3 separate regions of the Mus musculus genome follow, and all the other regions are linked to region 3. Evidence: chromatin loops called from intact Hi-C (ENCODE). Cell type or tissue: heart. All regions are shown on one strand.

Region 1 (2,500 bases), 97 kb after region 3:
TCCCAGAAAATGGACTAAACCAAGGCTGTTTGCATCTCACTGGAGTTGAACCTTTTGGTCTTCTGGGAAGCATCCAGACAAGCTTGGACTCTTCTGAAGAAACAACCACTCTATCAACTCTATCCATTCCACATCAGAAGAAGCAGCCACTTTGAGACTTTGTCTTTCTCCAGGGATGGCTGTATAGTGCCCTTCCTCCTAATGGGCTCCATTGGAGAAGCAGAGGGTCTAGTATTGTTTACTTTAGATACAGTCTAGGTCGCAGGGTCATCTCTGCCTTCCTGACCACATTTCTGAGCCTTTTTGTCTGAGTACTCACATAGTGAAAGGCCTTGCATTTAAACATCCAGGTCACATATGTGGCTCATGTTTCCCAGATAGAAGGGTGTGTAGTCTAAGATGTGGTTCCACCCATCACTCAAGGGCAGATAGGAAACACCAGCCACACACAAGGACTAACCCAGCTCATCTCTGCAGCTCAGGCAGGCTACGAGATGACACTGGTTAATTCTTATCTCCATCGCTGATCCAACGCCAATCACTTCTGTGGCAGTGATCGTCTTCTTTAGTGTTAGGCAAAGTTTGGATTCAAATTTACAACAACGTGAGCTCATGTCTCCAAAGCTGTTAGAACAAAAAGTGTCAGGAAAGGAATAAACAGATGTCATTCAAAATGACAGAACATTGTAGATAAGACCACAATGAACCAATAAGCATATGCATTATAAGTTAACCAGTGGTGGGGACAGGAGTAGGAAAAACACAATAGGAAGACAAATTTCTGTTAACCATGGTTATCCGTGGGCCATCTGTATGTCTCTGTCCCTGAGGAAGTAGCAATCACCAAGCTTTCATGAGCAGGAACATACCCAAAATCTTACAAAATTTTCCAAGTGTCATCTACAAAAGAGATTTAATTAATATACCCAGGAAATGAAATTGTCAGGATGTTTAGGAAAAAAACACTACTTCCTAGGGTAAGATAGTACAAATCATTCAGACTACATTTTTGAGGCAGGGGGATTTCTCCCGTCTCGGCTTCCCGAGTGCTGGTGTTATGGGCCTCCATGCTCAGTCCTAAGCCACTCTTAAAGTCAGCGCAAGGTAGAACACTGCACTCAGGAGGGAGGCACAGAGCTTACTGAGATCATTCAACACACAAAATGACACTGCTGTCCTCTGACCTGCCACCAAAATACAATAGAAATAGATAGAAAGGCAATGGTGCTTCCTGCTAGATCAGGAGACAAAAGACCCAGCAGCCAGTGCGCCACTCTTCCTGGCTCAGGGGTCACTTAGGAGAACAGACTATGGAAAGTCTCCAGAGGTCAGTGCTACTGGCGCCCAGACCAGAATTCCACGGAGAGATCTGAGCTGCACGTGGCTGCCCCCCACCCTGACTTACTCCCCGGGAACAGTTGGCACGGGGGATTTGGGACCCATGAGGCCCATTCCCCGGGCTATTTTGAGATCCCTGGCACACAGAAAGTGAACAGGTGCCAAGAAACAGTTCTTAAATGGCAGTATTTTAGATGCTTCATATATTAGTATTTTTAGGTGATGAAAAGGTATAGCGTTGGTATAAGCTTTGTATAGCTTAGCCATGCCATTCAATAGACAAGTTAAAAATACCAGTCCACGAAATCACTGCAGGCAATGTGAGCCAGCTGTGAGACATAAATTGGCCCTATGAGGAACATGCTTTAGTGTCACTCTTGTTAATGACTCTGAGCCCTAAAGTTTACCGTTGTGAGATGACAATACAGAAAGCCAACTATGAGGCTCAGGATCTGTGGTTCTCCCATCCCCCACCTTTACCCTGTAACATCCCCAAAGGAAATTCAACACCATGATCCTCAGAGCCTGGTCCTTGCTGAACAACTCAGTGGGGCTAGATAAGGGAAAGAAGAAAATTTCAACCAGATTTCCAAAGGGTCACATGTTAGGAACAGCATGGAGGAAGAGAATAGCTTTAGTTTCAATGACTCACCATGACCAGTCCCAGAGAGTGCCAGGGAAGACACTCTTGAGTTCAAGAGGCTGCTGACTCAAGTGACATCTGTCAACATGACATCCCTAGCTTGAACAGCTGACCGTGTCATAGCCAGCAGGTACAAAATAAGCCCATGCAAGTGCCAGGACAATCAACAGGGAGAGGACGTTTATTAGTAAGGTAGGGCTTTGATTATATATATATATATATATATATATATATATACACACACACATATATATATGTGTGTGTGTGTGTGTGTGTGTGTGTATATATATATATATGTATATATATATATATATATATATATATATATATACACACACACACACACACACACAAGGGTCTTAACACACACACAAGGGTCTTAACACACACACACACACACACACACACACTCTTCCTCACAAGAACTGTCTAATGGGCTTGCTTAGCAGATACAAAACCTTCTATTTGATCCCCAACAGTGCAGGGGGTGGGGGAGAAATCGACTCAAATTCAATGATT
Region 2 (2,500 bases), 60 kb after region 3:
CGGCATTCCGGCTCAGCGCTACTGAAAGCAAGCCATCCTTCATCACGATCAGAAAGAACTGTGGCAGCCTGGGAAGATTTACACCCACTTCAGCATACTGTACCCCGGTGAGCAGACCTGGGAAGGCATGTCATCACTAAACATCCCAAAGTAATGCTAGACATTTTGCTACCACAGATGTCACTAGATAAAAATTCACCATAACGTACAAATTTTAAGAAATATAAACCTCATGCCTGGAGATGAAGATGGAGACACTAGGCCAAGACTCAGAGCATGTGGAGTGAGAAGCTCTCTGTAAAGTAGTATGCAGCTGCCTTCCACCATGAACGGTCTTACCCAGGTACCCACAGAGATTCCAGGACTGCTTGTGAACCTGAGTTCTCTGGCCAATGCTAGGTTGATGATGTTAGCCAGTAAGGAAGAACGTCAGGTGGGCTGTGAGCTGCCCCCGAGCCACACAGGTAAAATAGCAGCTAATCTTCCCAAGATTCATTCATTAATATGACTGAGTGAATATATACAGATCCTTTAGAATAATGTCCAAAACATAGTAGATACCCATAATTACTACCCATTGGGTGTTACTCCTGAAAAAACCTAAGCTTCGGGGATTTCTTTCCATTCTATTTACCTGTTGTCTGCTCACCACTAGTATGTTACAGGTCTTCGCTCAGGACATAGGGATAACTACTGCGACCAAGGCAGAGACCAACTCTTGATCTGCAGCACTGGGGAGGAACACAGAGGCAATGCCAGTTCCCTAAACCCATGGCGGCCTGTGGACATCTGTCTGTATCAACCTCATTGCTCTAAAACACTGGTATGTGAAGTGAGCTTTGGGAAGTCCTTCAACAGTCCCTCAGAGTAGAAATGTCCCAATGATGCTCTTCAAGGTGATTTTGAAGGCTTAGACTCCTAAGCTAATAAATGCTAGGCCATTGGCTATACTGTTCATTAAACAGCGAAGCTTCCATGCAAGTGTTACTAGATTTTTATTGAAGGTGTAAACAGCACTTAGCTCCACTGTGACTCCGCTCTGGGGCCCTGGATGCGTCGACCCATCGTTAAGGAAACAGCCTGAACAAGCCTCCTCTATTCTCTCTAGGCGAATGGGCGCTAAATTTAGAACACTCTGTAGTGCAGCCTTCTGGCTCCGGGCCACTATTTTCTAGTCAATTTCCTCCCTCAATGTCTGGACAGAAACTCTGGTCACAACAGTTGGGACAGGCACGCCACATGCACTGTGCCATGCCCTCGATGCACCCAGGAGGGAGAAAGCCTGTATCTCCCCCATCTTACAAAACACACAGAAGCTTGTCAATGCTGAGCAGAGGTCTGAGAAGATCTGTGAAACACAACAGTGTCTCCATTCATCCCCCAGCCTCAGCCAGAGCTCAGGCGCACCCTTAATAGAGCTTCCCTCCCAAGCACACTTCCGCTGAGACAGTTTGCTCCCTCCCAGCCTTGGTCGGAAGTAGAGGCCAAGCTCCCCGAGACAGTGTAGACTTTTTCCTCTTGCCACAGGCCAAGTGAGTTAACTGTGTGATTACCATGTTTTACAGCATGTTTTGATTTTATTATAAATGCCCAGGCAAAGCTTTTAACCTTAGTCATTAGATGGCAAGACAGAAACAGCAAAATGCCCCTCTCTGACAGGGATAGACCACTAGTTACTGACAGGTGAAAAATAATAAGAAAAAGAACACTCTGAAAAAATGGAGACAAAATCAGCAAAATTAGTTTTTTTTTTCTTTTAAGACTAAAAGATCTGTCTCTGTCTCTCTCTCTCTCTCTCTCTCTCTCTCTCTCTCTCTCTCTCTCTCACACACACACACACACACACACACACACACACACCACAGGAGTATAGTCTCTAGCAAACATCAATCAAAACCGCCACCAACTACAGGAACACTGCCCAGTGAGGGTTGTTGGCAGTGAGGATGAAGACACCACAACCCTGGGTCACGCGCTGCTGTAACTGCAGAGCAGACTGGCATTGTCCTATGGATCAGGGGCCATCCCACTGTGGCCAGAGTCCCAGACACAGCTCCTGATGCAATAGAGCCAGCTGGGAATGGGAGCACACACCAACCATCCCAGTACTTGCGAGGCTGAGGCAGGAAGAGCATCAATTTGTGGCCATCCTGGGCTATACAAAGAGACACTGAAAGAAAGGAGACATGGAGAGGAGGGGAGAGAGGAAGAGATGAGAAGAAAAGCTACAGTAGGAGGGGATTTCCCCCTTCAGGTTCTCAGCATGGCTACTCTGGGAAGTTTAAGAGCTGAGGAGCCTCTTTATGTATGGGGCTGACAAAAGTTCTCAGTCACACGTGGGGAGTCCAGAGCACCCACAGGCCAACAGTCTAAGTCACCAGTAGTCTGCTCCTCATTATCTCAGGATAGCCATGGGGAGCTTAGACAGGGGACGAAGTCACTGCTGTCAGAGGGGCCGAGGACAGTACTAAACACTGGCCCAGAATGTGACCCTGCCAAA
Region 3 (2,500 bases):
GAGTTCAAGGACAGCCTAATCCATACAGTGAGAACTGGCCACACCGAGTGAGGTCCAGCATGATACTAGCAGATGCGCTGCTCACAATGTTTTTGAACAGAGAAGGCATCCACGGAAACGATGACATGCTCAGGTTTTCCTGCTGGGATACCTGACCCAAATTCAAGATGTATTTTTAGTGTGCAGACCAAAATCAAGAATTATCTATGTCTATTAGAAGGGGCCTCAAGCTGACAGCTGCTTGACTTCATACAATCATTTCTACCTTCCAGGCTGATCCTGCATCCTTCTATCCCTACATTAGCATCAATTTTTATGAGCAACTGCATCCATCTATGGAGAACAACTACCGTTGAGAAACTGCTGTAACTATGTAACGGCGGCTCATAAACCCATGTGAGTCCAAGCAGGAGCACTCAGAGTGAAGTCAGCAAGACTCAGCAACTCTATCCCTGTGGAAAACTTCGTTTACATGTGGGGAATTTACACTCATTTGAGAATCTACATTTAACAACCATCAAAATTTCAAAAAAAACAATTGATTATTATTTAGCAACCTTGATGAGAGATCGCTTTACCTGTAAAGCTTTCCAATTTTAATATCAAACCAAAGGACGTTGTCCTTAGTACTTTTATTTGCATGTTTTCCCCCATAAACTTACAGACTCTGGGAAGAAATAACAACTGAAGAGCTATCATCAAAGCCAATTACGGCTTATATTCCACAGGGCTACTGCGACATCCGTCACCTCAGCCACCAGCCTGCAGTTCCATTGTGTGTCCCCTAAGACAACTCACAAAGCCAATTAGGTATGAGTGTGTGTATCTTCAGAGGAGGAACTATTAGTTAAGTCCCTAATGGTACAGGAAGCTGACTCCACAGGAACACACAACGCCACAACGCTGCCCCACATGACAGGAGTTTAAACATCAGCCTGGAACCCAGTAGAAAGCGAGAGTCTACATCTGAGGAGATATCCCTTAGCCAGAGACCATAGGTAGAAGGAAAGAACACAGGATGCAGACTTGGGATGCCCCTGGTAACCTTGGCTGCAGGGTCCCTCACCTGTGTCCACTGCAGTAGCAACATCTGCCCTGCAGGCAGCTTGCTCTAAGAAACAGGGAGGCAGGGCGCATCAGAGTGTTCGGCACTGAGTGAATGTGCAGAAATTTGGGGTTATTTTCTGTCCTCCTTTTACACAGTGACTTAGGAGCAATGAATATGCACTGTAGCAGATCCCGGGGCACTTTTCAAAGCTGGAGGCTATGGTACTACAGACTCGGCGCAGTTCCAACTCAGATAATTATATTCTGTTTCCTGAATTTGCCCAGATGTTTCAGCTAGCTACAGCCTTGTTTTCTTTCCCTTTACTTTTTCAGGGGAGGGAAAACAAGTGGGGAGATTCTTTGTGAACTGCCCCTCCCCGAGTCTTGCAGATAGAGAGGAAAAGGCAGATGTAACAGCAGCTTTGAGCACATAGAAGACAATGGATCCGTGCGAACCTGCACATGGGGCAGGCTTCAGAGGACATGAAAAAGATATCCAAGAGAGTAAAGGCCCCCACAGATGAAATGAGGCAACTGTGTCACGATACCCTTGTGGGATAATGACCACACGGTTGCTTGCTGGAGCCTCACTGGCCTGTCTAATGATCTATTCTAATTCAGGCACCAGAAGAGATGCTGGGCTCTCCCTGCAAGTGTGTGCATTTTTAATACTGTGGATCTATCCATTCTTTCATGATTTGGACAGGGGCCCATCAGCAGCGACCCGGGAAATGTAGCAACTTGCCAGTTTCTTTGCATGCCAGGCATTCTAAAAATAAAGCAGACTGCCATGGCTCAGATGGCCAAAAATGTAAAGCCTGACAATATCAATTTTGGGAAAAGATACAGGGGAAATAAAACTTCCAGGCGCCATCGGTGGAATGTAAACTGGTTCAGACACTTTTCATAGCAATTTGGAAGCAACTGATAAATCTAATGCGGGTTTCTCCTGACATTCCAGCAACTTGGCTTCTTAGGCATATACATATTTATTTTCCCCATGGAGACACATGCACCACAACAATAAGTTTAATAGACAAAAACAGAGGAGGAGACCCCAAATGTTCAAAAATCAGTACAGGTTGTGATAGTCCCTATGACGGAACACCATGGCTTGAGCTTAAAAAAAAATGCATGTGGAAACAGAAAAGAAACTATTCAAGACCACAATTATCACTCTGTTTCCTCAAGCTTTACACATTGAGATTTAGCCAACTAGGAACAGAAATGATCTGGAACAAAGGTGGTTTGACTGAGCACAAACCATTGGCCCGCCCTGTCCTGTCTGCTTTTACAATGGAGGGTGCAAAGACTATGCCTCTTTAGAGTGTTCATGGACTTGGGTTCTGTAAACCAACTGCCAATAGACATCAAGGGACAGAAAGGCAAAAAAATGTATACAGATGAATGTCATCTATTAGAATATGTGGGAGGCAAAACTAACAACTGATTA

The links. Peaks named below come from ENCODE experiments on the same cell type or tissue, not always from the same donor. Only the 100,000 strongest peaks of a DNase experiment are listed, where the experiment ranks them.
Region 1: a loop joins it to region 3, with 2.1 times the contacts of the local background. A loop is called at or near these places in 5 of 42 quality-filtered maps.
Region 2: a loop joins it to region 3, with 2.2 times the contacts of the local background. A loop is called at or near these places in 3 of 42 quality-filtered maps.

Annotation. Positions count from the first base shown.
Region 1 is chr17:67,169,543-67,172,042 of GRCm38, forward strand. The region is part of intron 2 of Ptprm (protein tyrosine phosphatase, receptor type, M); the gene reads right to left. Among named protein-coding and RNA genes, the nearest start is that of Gm52313, 120 kb to the right of the region's middle. In heart, no CTCF peak of the experiment used is centred here; DNase peaks (open chromatin) are centred at 1,359 and 2,069.
Region 2 is chr17:67,132,471-67,134,970 of GRCm38, forward strand. The region is part of intron 2 of Ptprm (protein tyrosine phosphatase, receptor type, M); the gene reads right to left. Among named protein-coding and RNA genes, the nearest start is that of Mir5709, 110 kb to the left of the region's middle. In heart, no CTCF peak of the experiment used is centred here; a DNase peak (open chromatin) is centred at 1,161; H3K27ac peaks cover 1,944 bases.
Region 3 is chr17:67,072,073-67,074,572 of GRCm38, forward strand. The region is part of intron 4 of Ptprm (protein tyrosine phosphatase, receptor type, M); the gene reads right to left. Among named protein-coding and RNA genes, the nearest start is that of Mir5709, 47 kb to the left of the region's middle. In heart, a CTCF peak has its summit at 1,078; no DNase peak of the experiment used is centred here.